Linked DNA regions of Mus musculus: region 2 is linked to region 1. A link is a contact called in ENCODE Hi-C or POLR2A ChIA-PET data. All regions are on one chromosome and are shown on one strand. The core of a region is the stretch at or near the end of the contact, and the rest is flanking DNA. Distances in the headings are between cores, read along the strand shown. Region 1 holds the start of Rimklb (ribosomal modification protein rimK-like family member B). Region 2 holds the start of Gdf3 (growth differentiation factor 3).

Region 1 (3,287 bases), core at 438-2,937:
TACAGACTGTAAGTCATCACAATAAATTCAATATAGAGAGACGTTCATAAATTCTCTAACTCTAGAGAACCCTAATACAGCAGGCAACTCCCTTTTAGCGTCACTAGGGAGGCGAATTTTCTTCAGAAGACCACAGAGGTAACAGGAACAGTCATCCAATCCTAGGTTGTTGTATAGCTCTTAAAATTTATACAATCTCTGTATTCACACGTGGGGAGACAGAGGTAGAGCTAGAACACACTTGTGGGAAGTGGTCTTCTGGCTTGGCAGAGGTGTACAGGTGCCTTATCCTTCGAGCAATTATTTCACCCACCCTCTAGACCAGTGGTTCTCAACCTTCCTAATGCTTTAATACAGTTCCTGATATTATGATGACCCCCCCCCCAACTGTTAATTCCTAACTGTAATTTTGCTACGGTTATGAATCGTAATGCAAATATCTGTTTTCCATGGTCTTAGGTGACCTCTGTGAAAGGGTGGTGACCCACAGAAAACCACCTGCGCTGCTGGTCTTCGGGATCTGAAATCAGTAGCTATGACTTGACACGGGGTACAACATGTTTGAATTGTAGCTCATATCTGATGTCTGAAGTTATTTAGGAATGCATTTTCATTGTAAAGGCTTCACTCATGGTGTAGAGAAGGGACTTAAGTAGTGGACTGTGGTCAAATGTTTCGCCTCTTCTTTGGACGATTTGTTAGGTTTCAGGATGTAGGAAATGCTCCTAAAATATATGATGTTTATTCTGACATCAACTCGCCAAGCTGGCTCTAGCTTCCTTGTCTATCTTTGAACCTGCCCAACCCATAGTATTTATCATATCGCTTATTTTTGAGGCATCGGATCGCCTGCCTGTGATCCTCCTGCCTCAGCCTCCCTTAGTGTACCAAGCTCGCCTGAGGCTGCAGTTAACGCGCCTTTCCATACAGAGGTATTGTCTTCGGTGCGATCGCAGATCCGGACTATTACAGTTACCATCATCTTTGTCCCCAAATCTCTGCCTTCTGGTGAGGCAGGACGCTAGGGAGGGAGGGTGGCTGGCCCCCTTAGCGGGCAGCGCGAGTACCCTGGCCAGACCTCGCGGCCGGAGGCTCGGAGGGGTCGGCGGGCATCAAAGCGCTCACGGCCGCAGCCCAAGGAGGGGCTGCGCGGGGCGGGAGGGCGCACAACGGCAGGGCCTACTCTCGCGGTGCCGAGCGGAACAAACCTCGCCCCCTACCCGTTTTCCAGGCTCCGAGAGGACGGTTTGGGGGGTGGGGGTGGAGCGGCGAGGCGCGCGTCCTTGGAGCGCCCGCGTGCCTCCCCTTCGCGAGCGCGCGCCCCGCGGCTACCCCTCCGGCGGCGGGGCGGTCTCCTCGCAGGTGTCAGGAGTCGGCCGAGCGCGCTCGCCGCCCCGCCCCCCGCCCGCCGCCGCCCCCCGCCCGCGAGTGCGGCGCTCGGGGGCGGGGCCGCGCGGGTCCTCGGCTCGGGCGGGGGGCGCGCGGCGCCTCGGTCTGGGGGACGCGGGGCGGCCTCGCCGGCGTCGTGCGCTGTGTGTGAGTGTGTGTGTGTGAGTGCGTGTGTGTGAGAGAGAGAGAGCGGGGTCGCGCGCGCGCGCGGTCGAGCGACAGGCGAGTGAGGGAGGGAGCGAGCGGCGGCCGGGTGTGAGCGAGTGTGTAGGAACGGGAGTGCGGGCGTCGGGGGGAGGGGGGAGGGAGGGAGAGGCCGGCCGACCGCGAGGCCGTGAGAAAGTGGGCGAGTGGGTGAGGACGCGCGGCCTGGCTGCGGGAGCCGGCGGCGAGGAGAAAGGAGGCGGCTCCCGGCATCCCGCCCCCTCCCCCTCCTCAGCGGACTTCCCGCGGCCCGCGCTTGCTCCTAGGCGGCGGCCGGCCGGGCAGGCGAGGGAGGAGCCGGCGGCCAGGTGAGCAGCGGGCCGCCCGGGGCGGCGGCGGCGGCGGGGGCGTGGGCCGGGGGCGCGCCCTCGAGCCTGAGGCTTCGGCCGGCGACCCGGAGCCGAGCTCGGCGGCGGCGGCGGCGGCGGGAGCGGACTCGGCGCGGCGCGGCGCTGCGCGGGGGCGGGCGCCGGAGGCCGGTGGTCGCTGGGTACCACAGTCGGCGGAAGCTGAGAGTCGGCTGCCTGCGGGAGGGGGCGTGAGGCGGCGGTCGCGGCGTGGAAATTAGGCTGGTTGCCCGTGTCGCCGAGGGGGTGTGGTAAGCTTGGGAATGCTGCTTAGAGTAAAACCTGCCGGCTGCTCGGCTGTCCTCAGGGGTGTGGTTGTCGCCACTGTCCTTGTTTCCTCTGAAGAATTTGACGTGACCGAGGCAGGAGGATGCTACGAGCCTCACCCTGATGTTACTACGTCCATCCCAAGGAGTACAATTTAGAGTAGCGATCGGCTGTTTCTATTTTCTTTTTCTTTAACAACCTTTGGAACAAGAAGGAAGAAGGTTACCAAATTGAATGTTTGACTAGAGTAGATCCCCCACATCCGGATAGAGAACAACTTAAGTCCTATTAATTTATTGTTTCTCATCCCAGGTTTGTAATCCCTGTAATTCATGAATAGAGACGGAGTGTTAAATCAATGAGGTTTTTTACTAACCAACCTGTATATACCTTGAATGTGAATTTTCAGTGCTATTTTCCCAACAATTGCCTGCAGTTTTCCCAATGCCTGAAGTTGGGTTAAATTCCAAATCTATGTGGAAAGTATATCAGTTGAATATGGAGAGTTTTTCGTTGTTTGGCTTTTTTTTTTCCTAGACATTCTTAAATCATTAACCAAAATCCCAAAGATTTAAGTGCCATTTAAGTCTCTTCTCCTTCATAACGGGTACGTTGGAGGTTATTTCTTCTGTTTTAAAACAGTTGATAATATATATTTAAAGATACTTGGAAGAAAACAAGGACATTTCAGTCAGTTGTAACCCAAACCATTGTTAGTCTTTTATAGTAGGTCTCTTCTAGTCCCTCGTGTCATTGCTTCTTAGTTTGTCAAACTATTTTCATCTCCGTTTTCTGGTAGCTCCTTAAGGTACTAGAGTCCATGTGTTGGGGAGTGTTTTGTCCGATTCTGACAAAAAAAAAAGCTACGAGCTAGACAGTCACCCAGTCAACCCAGTCAAGAACCGCCTGGGTCCTCTTTCTTTTTACATCTCATAAAGAGCTCGGTGCCTAACCTACATTTAGCCTGTTGCCCGATGCCCACCAGCTACCATCTGGCTTCTGTTAGTTTATACTGGACAAGTTTTATGGAGAAAAAAAAATTGAGCCCCTGTTGAATATACACTTCAGTAGTTGCATGGG
Region 2 (3,287 bases), core at 559-3,058, 120 kb before region 1:
ATGCTGGGGCCACACCCCCCTTTCACCCTGTCGACAATTCTGTGCTTTTCCACACAAAGCTCCTTTGGGCAGTGTGAGTCCCAACCTGCGGACTTCCGACTGGGTCCCTCAACCCGTTCCTGAAGCAAATTTGTTGGTTCTAGCTTTAGTTGAGACAACATTCAGTGAGAGGAAATGAAGAATTTGATGCTGCCCAGGTGATACCGGATGGGACCAGAGCTCACCCCAGGACTGAGATCCTAGTCAAGAAGAATTTGGTTAGACACTGAAATCTAGAAGAGGAATGTAGGCTTTTTTGTTGGGTCGGTTGAGACAGGGTCTCATTTTGCAGCCTAGGCAGCCAGGAACTTCAGAGGCTTTGAGGTTCTTAACCTGTGTCCGCCTCCTAAGCAGCTGGGATTGTTGGACTGTAATCACTAGGCCTGGTTAAAAACATCTTTTTTTTTTTATGTTGGGATTTTTTTTTTTTTACAGTGTTACCCAGGATCTTGAGTATCCACCACTGAGCTACACTGCCAGTTAGTGTTTTTGTACTTAGACTATGAAGTATAAAATTATAAAAATGTATTTTTATTGTTTTTAATTTTGCATAGGTTGTGTGCCTGCATATGGGTATGTGCACATGTGTGCAGGTGCCTGCTGAGTGAGGCCAGATGCGTTCAATCCCCTGAAGACAGCTATAAGCTGCCAGATATGGGCTCTAGGAACCAAATTTGGCTCCTCTGGAAGAGCAGCAAGTGCTTTTAACCACTGAGTCCTCTCTGCATCCCAAACTAAGAGAATCATAGTGAACTGGGCGTGGCAGCACACTGACAGCTCAGTCACAGTTTTCTGGACAGTGTGGAAGGACTACCTAAACCCAGGATTCTGACTCCCCTGGGAAAGATAGCAACCCCACCCCCACTCTAAGTTAGGTCTCAATGTAGCTCAAGCTAGCTTCAAACTTGCTATATGATTGAAGTTGGTATTATATTTTTATTCTTCTATCTCTGCTTCCTGAGTACAGGGATAAGAGGTTTGTAATTAGTTCCTGCAAGACACCATTTCTGGAAGGAAGGAAGGAAGGAAGGAAGGAAGGAAGGAGGGAAGGGAAGGGAAGGGAAGGGAAGGGAAGGGAAGGGAAGGGAAGGGAAGGGAAGGGAAGGGAAGGAAGAAAGCAATCGAGAGAGAGAGAGAGAGAGAGAGAGAGAGAGAGAGAGATTGAGAGATTGATTGATTACAGGGCTAGGAGTGACCAGAGTGCTTGCCTAGCGTGTTTTCAGCCCAGAGTTCCATACCATGCATCTCATCCAATCTCATTGGGAGCGATAGGTAGACTAGATTAGAAGTTCAAACTTGGGCCAGCAAGGTGCCCCAGTGGGTAAAGGTGCTTGCCACCAAGCCTGATAATCTGAGTTCAATTCCTGGGACCCATTCGGAAGACGAGACCAACTCCTGCAAATTGACCTGGGAGCTCCGCCCCTGTACTGTGGCATGCATAACCCACTCACAGGCATAATAAACAAACAAACAAACAAACAAACAAACAAATATCTTGTTAAAAGAGAAACAAGTTGAAGGTCAATCTAGGACACAAGAGACCCCCTCTCAAAATTACACATATAATAAATTATTCTCTACTGTGCTCCCAGAAGTTATCTTATTGCCTTGCATATCACAGACACACTAATGTCTGTGTGTTGAATGAGTGTGTCTTCCTTTTCACTCACGCTGTACACTGCTGACCAACCCGCGGGGAGTAGAAGGAGAAAACACACACACACACACACACACACACACCATCTGTCTTTTCACATTGAATTGCCTCTGAGGGGCTGAGAAGAGAGCAATTCACACTTGATTAGCTCCCAGGCTCCTGAATTGAGCAGAGGAGGCTAGACCGCTGAGCTGCGCACCCCAGAGGCTGCTCTACCCTGGCTCAGACGACCATGCAGCCTTATCAACGGCTTCTGGCGCTTGGCTTCCTTCTGTTAACCCTGCCCTGGGGCCAGACATCCGAGTTTCAAGACTCTGACCTTTTGCAGTTTCTGGGATTAGAGAAAGCGCCTTCACCTCACAGGTTCCAACCTGTGCCTCGCGTCTTAAGGAAAATCATCCGGGCTCGAGAAGCCGCTGCAGCCAGTGGGGCCTCGCAGGACTTATGCTACGTGAAGGAGCTGGGTGTTCGTGGGAACCTGCTTCAGCTTCTCCCAGACCAGGGTAAGGAACCCGAGGGTTTATCAGAGAAAAATCTCAAGTGGGTGCTGTGGAGCAGGGAGGAGGATACAGATGGACACCATGGCTGGCCGGAGTCTGGCCTTGGATCTTGCACATTCTGTCTTGGTTCCAAGATCAGCCCAGAGGAAGGCACGTGTTCTTATCACCTCTCCACGCTAGTCTAACTACCGCGGTGCCGGTTTAGCAGAATTTAATTTACAGTTAACAGAGAGTGGGTTTAGACTATAGGTCAGCATTCCGAGAGCTAGACAATGTCACACCTTGGGTGAGACCGAATTCAAGGTAGGTTTTAAAAGTCAGCGGTTCCCCACCACCTCCCTTCTCTTTTCTCCTGCTTACTCTCTCCCTGTTTTTAATATGTTTTTGTGCATGCCTATCCTAAGAGTTCAGAGGTGTCAGATCCCCTGGAGCAGAAGTTACAGGAGGTTGTGAGCTGCCCAACCGCATGGCTGCTGCGAAATGAGCTCCGGTCCTCTTAAGCATGCAGCCATCTTTCTTTCTATCCCCTCTGTGTTACTTTTGTTAGATGCAAAAGCACGTCTCTTTGTGTAGCCCTGGCTGTCCTGGAACTTGCTATGTATACCTTAGAGCAAGAGCCACCTGCCTCTGCTTCCAAGTACTGAGTGCTAGGATTAAAAGCCAGCACATCTCTTGATTTTATCTATTTATATTTTATTAATTATTTTATTTCATTTTGTTTGTTTCTTCAACACAGGGTTTCTCTGTGTAGCCCTGCCTGCCCTGGGGGTCTCTTTCTAGACCAGCATGGCCTTGGATTCAAGAGACACCCCCTACCTCTGCTTCCCAGGTGCTGGGATTAAAGGCAGGCGCCATCATGCGTGACTTGACTTTTTAAAAATACAGACCAATGGTGTTAATCTAAGGCACAGTTACACTCTTATAAAATTCTGAGGGACTGCCATCCCATAGCTTTTTAAACTGACCACCAAATTGCACAAGCCACCCGTTTGATGTTTGAAAAGTAGTTTCTTCTAGCCTTAGGCTGCGGTCCTTTCTTTCCCTACTTGATTCTTATTCAAAGTTGGAGCCTCTTGGGAGAGTCCACATTC

The links. A loop is a pair of places that touch in the nucleus more often than their neighbours do. ChIA-PET counts read pairs that join two places held with the same protein, here RNA polymerase II (POLR2A).
Region 2: POLR2A ChIA-PET joins it to region 1 with 14 read pairs in embryonic stem cell. The contact joins the promoter of Gdf3 here to the promoter of Rimklb in region 1. A Hi-C loop is called at or near these places in 2 of 37 maps with a recorded cell type or tissue (both v-Abl transformed pro-B cells). POLR2A ChIA-PET finds 5 or more read pairs at or near these places in 3 of 5 experiments (all embryonic stem cell).

Annotation. Positions count from the first base shown.
Region 1 is chr6:122,484,705-122,487,991 of GRCm38, reverse strand. It overlaps Rimklb (ribosomal modification protein rimK-like family member B), which reads left to right and starts at 1,687. Exons shown (of 6, transcript NM_027664.1): 1 at 1,687-1,901.
Region 2 is chr6:122,608,608-122,611,894 of GRCm38, reverse strand. It overlaps Gdf3 (growth differentiation factor 3), which reads left to right and starts at 1,808. Exons shown (of 2, transcript NM_008108.5): 1 at 1,808-2,199. The coding sequence starts at 1,929.